Regions from separate parts of the Homo sapiens genome. Here region 2 is linked to region 1. Evidence: chromatin loops called from intact Hi-C (ENCODE). Cell type or tissue: CD4-positive, alpha-beta T cell. All regions are shown on one strand. Links, peaks and the distances in the headings refer to the core of each region. The heading gives the core; the rest is flanking DNA. Region 1 overlaps THOC2 (THO complex subunit 2). Region 2 overlaps STAG2 (STAG2 cohesin complex component).

Evidence for each region. Hi-C counts contacts between places; a loop is a spot of excess contacts. Peaks named below come from ENCODE experiments on the same cell type or tissue, not always from the same donor. Only the 100,000 strongest peaks of a DNase experiment are listed, where the experiment ranks them.
Region 2: it touches region 1 in a loop (3-fold over the local background); 1 of 110 quality-filtered maps calls a loop at or near these places.

What each region holds. Positions count from the first base shown.
Region 1 is chrX:123,623,644-123,627,561 of GRCh38, reverse strand. It overlaps THOC2 (THO complex subunit 2), which reads left to right. Exons shown (of 39, transcript NM_001081550.2): 24 at 900-1,041; 25 at 1,493-1,650; 26 at 2,893-3,021; 27 at 3,371-3,502; 28 at 3,591-3,775. Among named protein-coding and RNA genes, the nearest start is that of THOC2, 110 kb to the left of the region's middle. In CD4-positive, alpha-beta T cell, for the core only: no CTCF peak of the experiment used is centred there; no DNase peak of the experiment used is centred there.
Region 2 is chrX:124,062,876-124,065,375 of GRCh38, reverse strand. It overlaps STAG2 (STAG2 cohesin complex component), which reads right to left. Exons shown (of 35, transcript NM_001042750.2): 18 at 2,382-2,474; 19 at 2,171-2,260; 20 at 1,325-1,528. Among named protein-coding and RNA genes, the nearest start is that of STAG2, 100 kb to the right of the region's middle. In CD4-positive, alpha-beta T cell, for the core only: no CTCF peak of the experiment used is centred there; a DNase peak (open chromatin) is centred at 1,165.

The sequences.
Region 1 (3,918 bases), core at 1,400-3,899:
GTTTAATAGTTACTTCTGAGTGGGGGGCCAGGAGTTTGGTGACTAGGTGGAGGTTATGATTAATCAAAAATTATTTGAGTGTCCTTTTCTACTGACGACTATGCTAGTAACTTAAAGTGATTCATGTGACTCTAATAGCAAGAGCAGTAGTTCTCAAGAGGAGAGTTCTTTAGGAGAAGACTATTGAGAAGCCGAGTCTTGAAATGGACAGGCCTTGAAGGTAGATTAGGTTTGGAAATATGGAAGCAGATAGGGAGGTCACCATAGGGTTCCAGCAAAGACAGGAAGTAGATTGAGGTTTAGGGAGACCACTTTTACTGATTCACTTTCATGTAGTGAATGTACTTAGTGATTCATATGAATAGTTATGATGGGGCCAGATTATGTAGGCATTGGAAGTCAGGGAGAAAAGTAGACTTGGTAAAATTGAGAGCTATTTTAGATTCCTGAGCAGGATAGTAATGTAAAAAATGGTACTTAAAAAAGATTACTCATGACAGCAGTATGAAAGATGCTTTTTGACTAGCATTAGGCTAAAGACCAGCTAGGTGGCTTTTTGGGCAGTCTATTGTGAGAGCATAGACTGATGGAGGTAGTGGCAGTGTACAAGGCTTGTAAACCAGTCTTGATATAAAGGAGAGGGAAGAGTCAAAGATGACACCATGCCTGAGACTAATAGTGTCAGTGTTGCAAATGTAGCCTGTTCTGATGGTGTATGAAGATGCCATGACAGTGTTATGAGTGTGTTGAATGGAGATAAAAGTAGCACGTTCAAGTGGACCTATATTCATGTTAAAGTAGTTATAAACTATCAGCCTTTATCTCTTTAAACTTTTCAATTAAAAGAAGAAAGGTAATGTGCATATAGTTAGAAAAGTGTCTAATTGAATTCTTTGTAGCCCCCAAATAAAAAGAAAAAAGAGAAGGAGCGCTGTACTGCCCTTCAGGACAAGCTTCTTGAAGAAGAAAAGAAACAGATGGAACATGTACAGAGAGTTCTACAGAGATTGAAACTGGAAAAGGACAACTGGCTTTTAGCAAGTAAGTTGTTGGAATTGTTAGGTTCCTGATGCTGGTAAATTACAGAAAACAAAACATTATAACTTTAGAGGTGTTAAAGTGTATTATGTTTGTATTTCAACTCAGTGTTCCCTATCCCATTCTTTGGTTATTTGTTAATGCAGAATCAACTTCATGTTCACTGGAGGAACTGATATAGTTTGCTGGTGAAGTTAATTAACTTTTAACTACATATTGGCAGCTTGTCATTCAGCTTTTCTGTATAAAACATATTTCTGGAGAAATCATAGAAAAAAAGGTCCACATAGTAAAAATGATAATCATGACCAGGCATGACATTTGGTTACAAACTATAAATAGTTTGTGGTTTATAGTATTCTCTTCACTAAAGGTAATATGTTGTCATGTTTAGTGGCTTTGAGGCACTTGGGGAAGAAGTTTACCACTTAATATATTCTTCCTTTATTTTTAGAATCTACCAAAAATGAGACCATCACAAAATTTCTACAGCTGTGTATATTTCCTCGATGTATTTTTTCAGCAATTGATGCTGTTTACTGTGCTCGTTTTGTTGAATTGGTACATCAACAGAAAACTCCAAATTTTTCCACACTTCTTTGCTATGATCGAGTAAGTTTTTATTGCAACCTTTAAAAAGTTCTCACACAAAGATAGCTAACATTATAATTTATAGAGGTATTATTGTGTGTTTAGTTAAAAAGCATGAACTCAAGAACCAAGTGTCTGAACTTGAATCCTAGCTCTACTACTTTCTAGCTGTATGATCTTTGGCAAGTTATTTAACCTCTCTGTGCCTGTTTTCTTATCTGTAAAGCATAAGTACCTGCTTCATAAGATTGTTGTGAGGATTAAATGAATCACTACACATAAAAAGTACCTGATATGTAATAGGCACTCAAGGTTAAACTATTAACTAAGTATTTGAGTTTACGTGTTGTATCATAATAGGTAGAACTCTCTTCTCCATTCTTAACCTTCACTTCTCAAAAAAAAAAAAAAAGACAAAAAAGTTTACACCTTCACACACATATAAAAGCAGGGAAGCTTTTCAGTATGGTCATATGCACATTTTGCATTTAGCTTTTTTCTTATTACTACATTTTGTGGTTTAAAAACATAATGTGGCCGGGTGCGGTGGCTCATGCCTGTAATCCCAGTACTTCGGGAGGCCGAGGCGGGTGGATCACAAGGTCAGGAGATCGAGACCATCCTGGCTAACATGGTGAAACCCCGTCTCTACTAAAAAAAAAAATACAAAAAAATTAGCCGGGTGTGGTGGTGGGTGCCTGTAGTCCCAGCTACTCAGGAGGCTGAGGCAGGAGAATGGTGTGAACCTGAGACGCGGAGCTTGCAGTGAGCCTAGATCACACCACGGCCCTCCAGCCTGGGTGACAGAGTAAGACTCAGTCTCAAAACAAAACAAAACAAAACAAAAAACATAATGTATGTTCCAGTATGTCAGCTGCATATTTTTAATTTCTATCAGCATTTCCTCTGCTTACTCTCCCCGTAAACCCAGTAATATGTATGGCTAAGTGGTTAAGAAACTATTATGTAATAAAAAAAAAACAACTTATTATGTAATAATAATGATAAATTTTTTTTTCCTTGTCACTGTAAATCAGCTTTCTTTATAAAAGTTCTTGTTTTGGGTGGTTGTTTTATGAATGCATTATTTCCCCACAAAAGCCAAAATCTCCAAAGTTCTCTGCAGTGTCATTATATAAAGGGAATATACATTTTGACTAGGCTTACCTGTTTATTATGACTTGCTGTAAGAGAATCTTCTAATATTTTTAACTGATTTTGACCTTGATTTGTTTATATTTTTTAAACATTTTTCTCCTGTAGGTTTTCTCTGACATAATTTACACAGTTGCAAGCTGTACTGAAAATGAAGCCAGTCGATACGGAAGGTTTCTTTGCTGCATGTTAGAGACTGTGACCAGGTGGCATAGTGATAGAGCCACATATGAAAAGGTATGACTAATAAAAACCCTTATATTTTACCCATGTATATAATGACCACATCCATTAATATCTAGATAGTTGAGTTTTAAAAGAGAAGCTGAGTTTAAGATTCAGTTGTAAAACTGTGTTTATAAGCACAATTAATTTGTTATTAAAATGTGCTATGTACTTTTTTATTCTATCTCAAACTGACATTCCAAATTAGTATCTTTGTATAAGTTGAACTTTTTGTGACTACCTATCCAAATACGCATGATGTTTTTACACGGAAACATTGATCTAGTCTACTTAAGTTTCAATTTCTGCTATTTTGTGGATCATAATTTTTCTTTAAAAGTGACAAACATTGTTTCCTTAGGAATGTGGAAACTATCCAGGATTCCTTACCATATTACGGGCAACTGGATTTGATGGTGGAAATAAGGCTGATCAATTAGACTATGAAAATTTTCGACATGTTGTACATAAATGGCATTACAAACTAACCAAGGTAAAAAAAAAATTGGATTTTTCAAAGGCAAATTTTTCTCTGTATACTTGTGCTTTTATAATAATGGATCTGAAAATGTTTGTTGTAGGCATCGGTACATTGCCTTGAAACAGGCGAATATACTCACATCAGGAATATCTTGATTGTGCTAACAAAAATACTTCCTTGGTACCCAAAAGTTTTGAATCTGGGTCAAGCTTTGGAAAGAAGAGTACACAAAATCTGCCAAGAAGAAAAAGAGAAGAGGCCAGATCTATATGCATTGGCTATGGGGTAACAAAATTATATTTTAATGTGATTTACAAGACTAGATGACAGAAGGATTCTGAAGACTTTAAAATGTTTTACAGTGTTGAAGTTTATCTTCTGCCTTCAGGAGATTATGGGAGATTATGCGATCATGTTTCCACAGGCTG
Region 2 (2,500 bases), core at 1-2,500, 440 kb before region 1:
TAACTTAACTTTCGAAAAATTTTACCAGTCTTACTACAGGAAACATAAAATTGCTTACACATTACTCAATCTACTGTGTTGAACTCTAGTTCTCTCAAAAAAGCACTTGTTTTTAAACTATAACTCTTCTACAAAGTAATTAAATTTAATTAAACCATTGCTTGATTTTAATTTGTCCTAATCAAAATTATATTCAGCCAAGAGTAGAGCTATTAAAATTTTTAACTAAGAATGTAATCATCGTACATCAACATATTTGCACAAACCTCCAATTAGTAAAACTTAATAAGCCCGGAATAACAATATACACCAAATAAAAGTTAAATGAGTAATTAATAAAACAAGAAAACTAGAAATCACAAAGTCCATATGATCTTACAGCATTAATGATAAAAGTGATGTGGAAAAGGCTAATGGCATTAATTTGACAATTATGAATTTTTATTTTAATCAAAAAAACTGAATGTAAATATATATTTCTGGAAAAAATAACAATCACAACAAAAATACAAGTGTATTTAAGTACTATGCACTAAGCCTCTTTGGAAATACAAGAGAAAACACAGGAAACTCCAACAGTAGCAGCGGCTATAATAATAATAACTTATTAAAGTTTTATAATATCAAAACCCAGACTGGATGTGTGGCTCACGCCTGTAATCCCAGCACTTTGCAAGGCCGAGGTGAGTGGATCACCTGAGGTCAGGAATTCGAGACCAGCCTGGCCAATGTGGTGAAACCCCATCTCTACTAAAAATACAAAAATTAGCCTGGTACAGTGGCACACGCCTATAGTCCCAGCTACTCAGAAGACTGAGGCCGGAGAATCGCTTGAACCTGGGAGGCAGAAGCTGCAGTGAGCCGAGATCGTACCACTGCGCTCCAGCCTGGGCAACAGAGAAAGACTCCGTCTCCAAAAAAAAAAAAAAAACATAATGTCCTTCCCTAACCTACACTGCCAAAACACTTAGAAATACTCTACTTTTTTTAGGCTACCTAGTCTAAATCTAGCTCTCCTTTTCTGTTCCATTAACACCCTATTCCTTAACAGCCCTGGTTCAATAAAAACCAGGTAACTGTTCAGATCATTTCTCAAAACAAAAAAGATGTTAGTTTTGCTTTCACCTTCTCTGAGTCACAGATTCTTACCACTTTCCTATTTTGGTGGAGGAGTAGCCTGATGAGTCATAGAATGAAAAGCCTGAACATCTTTTCAAAATACTGCTAGGGACTATCACCAAGACTTAACACTTGGGTGACTAATTAGCTTACTGCAGTAGAGGGGCTCAACTGACAAAATACTTGTAATAGTTATAATATATACCTCTTGCAGAAAATCTTCAAGAAGCCGGTTAAATTTATCTGCCAATTCATCTATCAGTTGACTTCTTGAAATATCTACTCTGTTGAAGATTGTGAACTCTTCATTACAGAGTGCATGGTAAGTTTTAGAACATGCTTCCAAAACATCTGTATCTGTGTGCTTCTCTACAATATTCCGGATCTGTCGCAATAAGGCATCCAAATGCTGCAAAATAATAATATTTTTCATCAAAACTAAGGCATATATGATAGGTATAAAGTGACTACATGACCATACCACCATGGAAAAAATTTTCAAATACAGTAAGTCTACAACACAGAGCGTACATTTTAAGGTGCTTTTCTAATCATGATAAATAAATACACTGATCCATCCATACTTTTTCCTCAACTTTAAGGGAGATATTACCTACCTCATAGGGCTATGGTGAGAATGCTAACATATACTAAGAGCTTACATTAATCCACAGAACATAGCAAAAGTGTTCAATAAATATTAGTTGATTTTGTCTTATAATTGTTATTATCGTCTATGGCCATACCACCCTGAATGAGCCCAATCTCATCTAATTGTTATTATCTAGTTATCCACCCCCAGTCTCTATAAATGATCAGTGACATAGTCATATAATAGCTAAGAATGAAGGTACAGTTGTGGGCATGAAGCAAAGGGAAGCATCATTACCGCCATTCTGTAAGTCAAACTAAAGTACAGAAGACCTAAGCTATAGGTTTCCTTTCTTAAAATACGTTCCAAAAAAACATTTTAAGAAATATAAACAAACGCTATGATATAATGAACTGAATAATTTTTCTTAAAGGTTTTTTTTACACAAAATAATCTTACCTTTTCTAATCGTCCAGTGGTATATATTTCCAAATCAAAGTACTGAGGCAACTGCAACAAGTTAGTCACCTTTTCTGCATCTACAGAGTACTGTGAAATATAAAGATCACGTTAAAAATATCACAATAAGAAAGCATTATAATATTCTGTGAGGCATTTAGGGAAAAAAAACTCATTTCTTAGTAACACTATGATATTGACACAAACTTACTTTTGCTAATAACTGAGGAAGGGCCACGGCAAAAAGCTCAGTGATTTTTGTCCTATCATCCAACTGTGTCTTCTTCTCCTTTGCTGTAAGCACCTAAAGGAACAGAAAGACTTCTGTAT